Regions from separate parts of the Mus musculus genome. Here region 1 is linked to region 2. A link is a loop called in an ENCODE intact Hi-C map of the cell type or tissue named here. Cell type or tissue: heart. All regions are shown on one strand. Links, peaks and the distances in the headings refer to the core of each region. The heading gives the core; the rest is flanking DNA.

Region 1 (5,371 bases), core at 324-5,323, 320 kb after region 2:
AGTGAGGTAACCCTATCACAAAAGAACTCACATGATATGCACTCACTGATAAGTGGATATTAGCCCAGAAACTTAGAATACCCAAGATAGGCCAAATTTGCAAAACACATGAAACTTAAGAAGAAGGAAGACCAAAGTGTGGATACTTTGTTCCTTCTTAGAAGGAACAAATACCCATAGAAGGAGTTACAGAGACAAAGTTTGGAGCTGAGAGGCAAGGAAAGACCATCCAGAGACTGCCTCACTTGGGGATCCATCCCATAAACAACCACCAAACCTAGACACTAGGCAGATGCCAACAAGAGCCTGCTGACAGGAGTCTGATACAGCTGTCTCCTGTGAGGCTCTGCCAGTGCCTAGCAAATACAGAAGTGGATGCTTACAGTCACCCATTGGACGGAGGACAAGGTCTCCAATGAAGGAGCCAGAGAAAGTACCCAGGGAGCTGAAGGGGTCTGAAGCCCCATAGGAGAAATATCAATATGAACTAACCAGTACCCCCAGAGCTCCTTGGAACTATACCACCAATCAAAGAAAACACATGGTGGAACTTGTGGCTCTAGCTATATATATAGCAGAGGATGGCCTAGTCTTTCATCAATGGGAGGAGAGACCCTTGGTCCTTTGAAGGCTCTACACCCCAGTATAGGGGAATGCCTAGGCCAGGAATGGGAGTGCATTGGGGAGCAGGGGGAGAGGGGAGCAGATAGGGGATTTTCAGAGGGGAAACTAGGAAAGGGGATAGTATTTGAAATGTAAATAAAAAAATAAAATAAAAAATACTACAAAAAAAGAAAGTTGTAGTTTTAAAACTGCAAAGCTTGCTTTAAAAAAAATCAGTTTTTTTTTTAAACCATTCCTTTCTGTGTGCATGTGTGGCTATGCATTGCCATGATGCATGTATGAGGTGAAGGGACAGGAGTTCAAAGAAATTCTGTGGTTCTCGATTCTCTCCTTCTACCAAGTGGCTTATAAGGATTAACCCCAGGTCTCTGGGCTTGGCAGCAAAAGATGCCACCCACAGAGAGATTCGGAGGAACCAAGAACCTAAGTATTTTGTTTTTTTCTTTCTTCCTTTTGAGATAGGTTCTCACTATGTAATCCTGACTTGCCTGAACTCACGACATAGACCTGGCTGACCTAGAACTTACAGAGATCCACCTGCTTCTGTCTCCAGAATACTGGGATGAAAGGTGACTCCCAACCAGCTCAGCAAGAATCTAAGTTCTAAAAGGAAAACCTTGTTCACTTGATGGTAAGCGCCTTGAAACACTCAGGGTCACACCACCTAAGGAACACCAGTGAACACCTGGTCAGACTGAAAACTGCTGCGGAAAGTCATGGAATTGCAAGGATGTTAGAATACGGGTACAGCCCTGGGAAAGAGCAAAGCAGAGATTCATGATTCACAACTTCAAAACTGACTTAAAAGCAATTATCATTAAGATAGGATAAAGCTGCAGATAGGCCTAAGGAGTAATAGAGCACTTACCCAGCATGCTATGCAAAGCTGTTGCATCTAACTTCCAGACTGTGGGTGGGAAGGAGTAAATATTTTTTAAGAAAAGAAAAAATAAACTATACTAGGCTCTGTGACAACCTGAGTTCTATCCGTTAATCGCGGAAGGACAGCACTCATTCCATAAAGTTGTCCTGTGACCTTACACCTTCCTCACTCTACACACACACCGGGGACACACACCAATAAATAAGGCTGATTTAAGTAGGAGAGAGGGAGGGGGAAGGAGAGAGCTGCAGCGCACGGCAGGGGTCCTCCACTTCGTCTACTCGCTAGTCCCGCTCCACGTTTCTCTCCCTTGTCCTGGGGCAGCCCAGGCTGTCCCCTCTCCTCCAACAGCTGCGGGTTTACTGTGAAGCCCGCACGCAGGGTTACAAGTGAGTGCGACGTTAAGCTGTCACAACCCGCACTAGGAGAAACCTGCGCCGTCGAAGGAGCTGTGGGCAGACCAGCTCAGCACCGAGCGACCCCGCCCACGCGGGTGCTCTGGGCTCTGCAGCGTGCTGCCCTCGTCTCTCCGGGCCAGCCTGGCTCCCTCTGGCCAGCCGCAATCCGTCCGGGGGGAGCTCGCGGCTTCGCCTTTTAAACTCTAATCTTCGCACCAAGCCGAACTTTCCCAGACGCTGGACCCACCCCTCCCCCAGTCCCAAGGAGGACCCACCACCCCGGCTCCCGCGGCTCAGCCGGCCGCTCTTCCCCTTCTGGGGACTTCGGCCCTGCGCTCACCATGGCGCGGCTTCGAGCTCGGCCGCGCTCCCCTTAGCTACGGGCCGCAGTGGCCACAGCGAAGGGGGCCGAACCCGCTGCGCCTTCTCCGCTTCCCAGCGGAATGCACAGCGGGATTGCGATGGAGCCCGCCTCCCACCGCTCCCTGGCGCTCCTGATTGGATGGCTTGTCTGGAGGCCCTGATTGGCTAGGGCCCGACTTCGCTCAGCTCGGGAGAGATTTGCATAAAAGCCAGACCTGCCTGCTTCTTGCTGGGTACTTTAGTCTTCGGTGATCTCAAAAGCTTAGTTCCTATTGGTCTTGGGTCGTTGGTGTCCACAGTGCATTTACCAACTCAACGTCCAGTGTAGTGATTTCTTGCTTCAGACCTAGAATTGTTATAGGACCTTGGGTATGATGTATTCCGTGGACCTGGATTTTTATTCAGGGAAGCCAAAAAAAAATTTTTTTTTTTTTAAGGCGTGAGCGCCACCACTGCCTGGCTCCTTTTATTTTATTTTATTTTTTTTAAAGATTTATTTATTATTTTATGTAAGTACACTGTAGCTGTCTTCAGACACACCAGAAGAGGGAGTCAGATCCCGTCATGGATGGTTGTGAGCCACCATGTGGTTGCTGGGATTTGAACTCTGGAAGAGCAGTCGGGTGCTCTTACCCACTGAGCCATCTCACCAGCCCGGAAGCCAAAATTTTTGATAGTGGTCTGTCAAGTGGGGCTTGGTGGTTGGTACAAGTCCCCTTAATCCCAGCACTCATTCTGCTGGCAGCGAAAGACAGATCTCTGTGAGTTCTAGGCCAGCCTGGTCTACATTGTAAAAATCTGGGCTAGTTAAAGTTGCACAAAGTCTGGTCATTGTTAGAGGCCAGAACACACTGGCTCCTCATCAGCTCTTTCTGGTAGAGTTATTAAGACGCTATCTGTACTGTGATTTTACAACTCTTAACTTATAATTCAGTCCAGTATCTGGTCCTCTGTGCTCAACTTCACAGCTGGAAATAAGATAATAACAAATTCCAAGCGACTGGAGAAAAATGAAGGCGTTTTAAATATTCAGTTCTTCAGAGAGACACGGAACCTTAGAGAAAAGGCAAAAACGGCTGTGAATTTTGGCACAAGATTTTTTTTTTTAAGTCCCCCTGGGGGAGAAATTTCTGTTCTTTGTTTCTCACAGGCCAGTTCTGCTATTTTCTCAAATTTCCCATCTCCCTGGCTTAGGGTACAAAGCCTTATCTAAGGAATAACTCGGGATTTGAGGCTTCCTCTTTTCCTTATCATGATTTAAGTTACATAGTAAACCATGGGTAACTCCAAGTCTCATTATGGGCCGGTACCAGCCAGCGCTTGGAAGAAACATGCCCAGCACCTACTGCTTATCTGTAACTGGTGAACTCTAAATGCACTTTATACTGAAATGGACAATGACAGTCCAATTCAGTGGTTCTTGACCTGTGTGTCATCAGATCATCAGAAAACACATATTTACATTATGATTCACAGTAGTAGCAAAATTATAGTTTATACAGTAGCCAAGAAAATAATTTTATGGTTGGGGGGATCACCACATCATGATGAACTATTAAAGGTCATGGCATTAGGAAGGGTGAGGACCACTGTCTCACACCATCACATATGCTAGCTCAGACTAAATCATGTGGTGTTTAACTTTAATTTTTTCAAAACCTATTTTTAATGATGGTTCTTAAATGCTTTAGCCTTCCTTCTAGCCCACCACCCTCCAGAGGTAGTGGAAAAGAAAGGATACAGGAGAAGTGGACCTGTTTAGAAAGGTTCTTTGGAGAACCTTCCATCTGCATTGTCTGGAAATCTGCAGTTCAGTTCACAGGTCATCAACAGCAGCTCGATTCACTTGTAAACACTTCACAGATATACCAACAGTCCAGTTTGATAGAGTTGGGATAGCAAACATGAGTCAGCAGTGGTGGTACTATTTAGCAGAGACAGCCAGGCCTCAGCCTCGGCAGCAGAAAGGACCAACCAGCAGGAACGCCAGGAAGAGTTCTTGGCTGTGCTTTTCTCAGCGAAGTGAAGATCATCAAAGAAGTCAAAAGACCAACACGTGATGCACAGCTAGCTCTATAAGCAAGCCTAGCTCAGCCTCAGTCACTGTGCACTGAGTCCCTTTTATACCCTCTCCAAACATCATGAGTTCTCTTTGTGCCTTGCCTAAACACATGCCATACTTCAGCATGTATGTCTGTCTCAGCTAACATCACTCTGCCAATCAGCCCAAGTCTGCAGAAGTGGCAAGAAGCTGCAGCACATCACCAGGAGTTTTTTGGTGCATTTATCTCTATGGAGTTCTGACAAATGCAGCTCAACTGCACAATGTAAGGTGGACCAATACATGCGTGTGGTTAGCAAAGAATCCTTCATCACATGTCCTTTCATGTGCTTGCTTTAGCAGAGCATCTTTTCACATGTGTCCACTTCAGGAAAACACTCCTTCACGTGTTTGCCTCAGCAAAACCCCATCCAATACAACAAACTCTCCAAAGAGCCCTTACATTTCTACTTTGTAGTATTGAAATGGCTGACACCCAAAAGCCAATATTTCTTTAATATACAAAAATTAAATATTTCTTTATTGGAGGGATGTTGAAGTCCCCTTTGTAACCCTTCTTTTTTTAAAAAAGATTTATTTTTTTATTATATGTAAGTACACTGTAGCTGTCCTCAGACACTCCAGAAGAGGGCATCAGATTTCGTTATGGATGGCTGTGAGCCACCATGTGGTTGCTGGGATTTGAACTTGGGACCTTCGGAAGAGCAGTTGGCACTCTTAATCACTGAGCCATCTCGTCAGCCCCAGTAACCCTTCTTATTGAGGGGGGAAATCTCTCTTAATCTTAGCTTTAAACTACCCCTTTCCTTTTTTTTTTTCCTCCTGTTTTCTCTTTTTCCAAGTAGGGTGTGTCTTGGTTACATTTTGTCCACTTGACACAACCTAGTGTAATCTGTGAAGAGGACCTCAGGGTATTTTCTGGATCAATGGCTGATGTGCCCAGCTAACTGAGATGGTACCGGTCTTAGTCAGGGTTTCTATTCCTGCACAAACATCAGGACCAAGAAGCACTTGGGGAGGAAAGGGTTTATTCAGCTTACT
Region 2 (5,371 bases), core at 122-5,121:
GGTTGCTTTGGATTCTTGAACCAACTCCAGCTTCTGCTATGAAAGGAGACCCGAACATGGGAATTTAGCCCCCAAGTATTTTTTTTTTCTTCCCTTCAGTATCTTGTGTAGGAACAGGCTCAGATGCTAGTGCATTAAAAGATAATTAGACTATTTTTTACAGTGGTTGGGGAGTAAGGAGACTTGGCTATTATTAGCAAAGTTTTTTTTTCTTCCTCTCCCCTCTTCCCTGGGGTTTTGGGCATGCTGGGCAAGGGCTTCACTGTTGAGCTACATCCCCTGCTAGAGAAGTGTTTTGAAAGTGGTTCACTAACAGCTTGTTCTTAGGGCAGAGAAAGCAGAGGAAAACATGGCTGGTAATTAGGGTGTCTGCAGCTTGGACAGTGTTGTGAGCAGCTGAGTGCCTCATGTTTCATAAAAGCTAGCCCAATGCATCAGGGCAGGGAGGTTTCCAGTCAAGCAGCTAAGCCATAAAGGGACCCCCAAAGAGGCCTGCCCCTACTGTCACTTCATCATTTGTGTCCCTAGCTCCATTTCTGTCACAGAAGGAAACTCTTGTGTTTTACCTTTGCTCTCCACCCAATACTTTCTCCAATAGAGAAGTTGACACTGCCCTCTGGAGCAGCTCACCTGTCACCAGTCCACACTGCTGTCTTTAGCATGTCACAGATGATGCCTCCTTCTTTAAACTGGACAGTTTGTCACCTTGGTGACTCACAAAGTGCTTAACAATTTAGACTCTGAGTCCTTACCCTGGCTTGGAGTTTGAGGGCTCCCACTTGACCACACTTGGTTCAGTTCATCGCTAATTAAAGTTGGCATTAATCGGAACCAGGTGAGGTAACGGTTTCTTGTTTTGCTGTAATGCACACCATCTGATTAATCACTGTGGCACCAGTGGCTCTTAGAGCTACACGGAAGCCCTGGATTCTGCCGACCCATCTTTCCTTGTACAGGGATGGAGCAGAGGCCCTTGAACTATATACCTGGTCAAGTTTGAGAGCTTTTTGTTTAAGCTGAAACATTTGCATTTCTTTGCCGCAATCGGTATTTTGTATCTTTTTGATGTTGAAGAGTGCTTCTCTTAAGGTTCTGCAAGATGTTGCTTTAAACTTGGAAGGTTTAGGTATGGGTAGGGGTCAGTGACAAAGTTGCCAACTGTAAAACTCCACAGAAATTCAGAAGGACTTAGGGAAGGCAGTGCTGAGGATGAGGATTTTTGTAATTTTTCAAATTTGGGGTGAGACCCACTTATAGATTAGAAGTACTTTTGATGTTTTTCCCAACACAACAGAAGCCATCAGATTACATTACAGTTGTGCAGTAACACATTTCAGTTATGTGTGTTACAAAAAAGGTACTTCAGCAGTTTTCAGGAGTCCTGGTGTCTGTCTCATCACTATTTCAAAGCTGGAATAGGAACATGGCAGGAGTCTGTTTCAGTGATTCTGATATTAACAACTGCTTTGTGACACTAGACTTTCTTTTTTCTTTTTCATTTTTTCCTCTCAAGACAGAGTTTCTCTGTAGTCTTAGCCATAGTACAGACTGGCCACGAACTCATCCACCTACCTTGAGGCTTCATTTTCTTTATTTCATTTCCTTTTCTTTCTTTTTCTTTTTTTAAAGATTTATTTATTATATGTGAGTACACTGTAGCTGTCTTTAGACATACCAGAAGAGGGCATCTCATTACAGATAGTTGTGAGCCACCATGTGATTGCTGGGATTTGAACTCAGGACCTCCAGAAGAGCAGTTGGTGCTCTTAACCACTGAGCCATCTCTCCAACCCTTATATATATATATATTAAAAGAAACTGATGTGTCATGAGTGTTTTGCCTGCATGTGCATCTGTGTACCACATGTGTACTTGTTGCCTGAGGAGGAGAGCCTCCATGTGGGTGCTGGGAATAGAACCCAGGTCTTCCACAACAAGAAGTGCCCTTAACCACTGAGCTAACTCTTTAGCCCTGGGCTTTGTCTTCATAAGATTTCTTTATGACGTGTTTCTGTATGATGAGGACAGAAGGCATAAATACCCTAGAACCGGAGTTATGGTAGGTTGTAAGCCACCATGTGGGTGCTTGGGTCTTCTGCAAGAGCAGCCAGTACCTTTAATTGCTGAGCCATGACTCCAGATGTGTTTTTTAAATTAACATATTTTATTTATGAGCGTGTGTTTGTGTCTGAGGACAACTTGTGCGGATGGAACTCAGGTCATTATGTTTGGTGGCAAGCCTCTTTAAACCACTGAGCCATGTCGCTGTCCTGGAATAGGTTTTCTATGAACTTTGTACTTTTCCCTGTTGAAATTGTAAATTGGCTTCAGATGCTTCATAATCTCCCCAAACTTGCTTCCTTTCTGGCTATTATTGTCTCCTTGGTGTTACCAGAGAGGGTTGGGCGCAGGTTTGTTTTCTTGGGGATTCCTTCTTCTCCAGAGGCACAGGCTAGATGTGGATTACTGGAAGGAGACAGCCGTCCACCTCGTTCTCTGCAGGTGGATTGGCTTGGTGGGTAGGTTGAACTGTCTGCGGTCCGGGGGAGAGGGGTGACCGCTCAGCCGATCGCACCTTCTCACTGGAGGTCAACACCGAAGTTCCTGAGAGGAAGCTTTGCGAGGCCCCGGGCGCGTCTCAGAGTTACAAGAGGTGGCCGTGCAGGGCTCGGGCGAGGTCAGCGTGAGTCAGCCCTGGGCGCGGCCGAGCTCTGTGCACTAAGCTGGCCATGGCTGAGGGGCGCTTAGCAGCCCAAGTGGGAAACCCAGTCGCTTAGCGCAGCGTCGCCAGTCTTTGGGGCTGGGAGGGCGGTGCTTCCGGGTAGGCCCGCCCAGCCTCGCCTCCAGGGAACCACGCCCACATAAGACCACGCCCACAGGGAGCCCCTCCCTTCCCGACCCCGCCCATCCGGGTGCGGGCGGGTGGCGTCGCCTTTAAGAGCTCCCCGGTGTTTTGGGGGCCGCGGGCCGGGCGCGCTGACCTGGTGCGCATGTCCCGGGCGGTGACGCCGGCGCCGGGCTCCATGTGTGCGGCCGAGGGGCGCATTATCTGGCCGGCGGCGCGGGCGGGCGGAGCGGCGGAGCGAGCGCCGCGGGCCCGGGCGGCCCCTCAGGCGCAGCGAGCACGCGCGGCCGGCGCCCCCCGCCCCCAGCCCTGTGGACACGCGCGCTGCCCCTGGGCCCGGTCGGCGCGCGGCCGGGTAAGTTCCTAGCAAACTTGGCAAGGCGGGGCGGGGGCGCGGGAAAGTGGGAGCGCGGTCGTATTCGGTTTGCTGCGCTGCGGTTCGCTTCGCCTGCGCCGCTGGAAAGTTCCCCACCGCCCTCGCACGTGGGGCTGGGGTCCCTGGTCCCCGGAGCCGGGAAGTGGCCGAGTCGCCTCACTCCCTCCTGAGCTTTTCAGGCTGGGAGGCCGCCCCAAGGGGGGCGGCGGGCACACAGCACGTGGACGAGTGGCGTGGGGTGAGAGTCCACGGGAGGGTCGGGGGTCCGAGCCCGGCGGCGGCGTTAAATTCGGCGGCGACGGCGGCGGCGGAGGCGGCGGAGGATCCCGTGTCAGAATAAGAGTCCCTGCGCGCCCACGCCTGCAGGGCCGGTCCCCCCCCCCCCCCACCGTCCTGCTTGGGCTCGCGCCCTTCCTGCTTGACCCTGGGGAGCCATGGGACCCTTCCCCCTCTCTTGGTTCCTGTTTTCCTCATGGCCCTCCACTTTAAATTTGCCTCCGGGTGTACGATGTGGCTCCAATAATTTCTTTTTTCTTCCACCTGGAACGGGTTGGCATCAGTGACTAGACAGCAGCAGCTGGCCTTTTAAAGGGATTAATGCCAAGAATCGGAATTGATCACTTCAACAAGGAAAGGCTTCTGGGCAGGCCTCAGCCGCAGCCGGACTGCGCTCTCCGGAACCCTGAAATGAATGGGGACCCCTCATTAAGACCTGTATGGCAGAATGTTTTGTTTTTCCTTCCCGCCCCTGCAGTTTTAGCAGAGGCTGCAAGTTCTACCTACCTGACTCACTTCAGGTAGTTCACTCTTATCTTGTGGCTTTGGATTCTTTAGGACAAAGTCCTGGTGAGTCTCCTGAGCCTTACATTTTCTTGACAGCATTAACTTCTTTTTATCTTCTTGGAGTATGCAGCACTCCCACGTCCCTGTTAATGTGTGTGTCCATTCACAAAGCGATAGATACCTGTTGTGGATGTAATCTGTATACTGAGCCTGAGTCTCCCTCTTGTTCTTCTCATCCTACCATTCGGTGGTTACGGTGGTTACAACTTTTCTTTAAAGCAACATTACACCACAGCACTGTGAATACCCTCCAGTCCTTAGCTTATACCTGGCTCTCAGTGTGCATGGGCCAAGTTTCCTTTGCAGGTATAGCAGGTACCAAAAATGATCCTTCTGATGTATAATACCTAATTTCCAGATGAGAAGTTGTAGCTTCTACAAGTCCTGTTGTTCCCTCACTGCTTAGTGAAGGGGCAGAGATGTGATTGCTGTACGTTTTCTGCATTAGAACTGGGGAACGTAGCTGCTTTCCCCTTGTATGTGAGAATTCCCCCTGCTCTAGTACATGAAGCAAGCTCCTTGTACCTGTGCAGCTTAGAACACCATGCCAGCCTTTCTGTGTCCTGAGAGAAGAGAATCCAGCTGGCCTTTGAGTGGCATAGCCACCACGCTTGTGCTTCAGACCCAGAGTTCTCTAGAGGAAGCAGTTAAGTGTGGTAATCACCCACTCTTACTCCTCACTCTCTGTCCACCTCTCATTCTTCTTTTGCTCCCTACAATTCTGAAATACTTTAAAAAACAATGTCATTTTTTGTATGTTTGTACTCATGAGCATGTGTGGAGTCAGGTCAACTTTCAGGATTTGCTTCTTCCACCATGTGGGTTCAGAGAAAGAGCTTGTGTGAGGAGGCTTGGGGGCCAAGTGTCTTTTCCAGCTGATCACCAGGTCCCAATCCTCTCTTTAATTCAAAGATTGCTTTTCCCCTTGGAAGCTGAGTAGCTCTGGAAATGGGAGCATTTGTGCATTACTGATTGATCGCTATGCCTTGTTAGTTCCACTTTGATGACATTTCTTTAGTGTCATGTCATCTCTATTAGTGTGTTATTTGGCAGGTCCTGTGATGAAGCATATTATGATGTAAAGTGTCTGGGTTCAAGCCTCCTTGGGAAGCTTTCTGGAATCTTGCATCTGTGTGCTGCCCTACCTCCACTCCCAGTAACGAGCTATTTTGTGTTGTTGGTTTTGTTTCTTTTTGAGACTGGGTCTCATTCTAGCCAAGGCTGGCTTGGAGCTCACTGTATAGCCTAGGTTGGCCTCAAACTTGTTACAGTCCACATCCCTTATTTGAGTAATAAAGCCATTGTTA

The links. Hi-C counts contacts between places; a loop is a spot of excess contacts. Peaks named below come from ENCODE experiments on the same cell type or tissue, not always from the same donor. Only the 100,000 strongest peaks of a DNase experiment are listed, where the experiment ranks them.
Region 1: it touches region 2 in a loop (3-fold over the local background); 1 of 42 quality-filtered maps calls a loop at or near these places.

The regions. Positions count from the first base shown.
Region 1 is chr8:69,651,471-69,656,841 of GRCm38, reverse strand. Zfp964 (zinc finger protein 964) reads right to left here and starts at 2,286. Exons shown (of 4, transcript NM_001177527.1): 1 at 2,246-2,286. The coding sequence starts at 2,248. In heart, for the core only: no CTCF peak of the experiment used is centred there; a DNase peak (open chromatin) is centred at 2,401; H3K4me3 peaks cover 1,324 bases; H3K27ac peaks cover 1,189 bases; H3K27me3 peaks cover 372 bases.
Region 2 is chr8:69,971,919-69,977,289 of GRCm38, reverse strand. Gatad2a (GATA zinc finger domain containing 2A) reads left to right here and starts at 2,907. Exons shown (of 13, transcript NM_001113346.1): 1 at 2,907-3,200. In heart, for the core only: no CTCF peak of the experiment used is centred there; DNase peaks (open chromatin) are centred at 2,879 and 3,459; H3K4me3 peaks cover 2,671 bases; H3K27ac peaks cover 2,214 bases.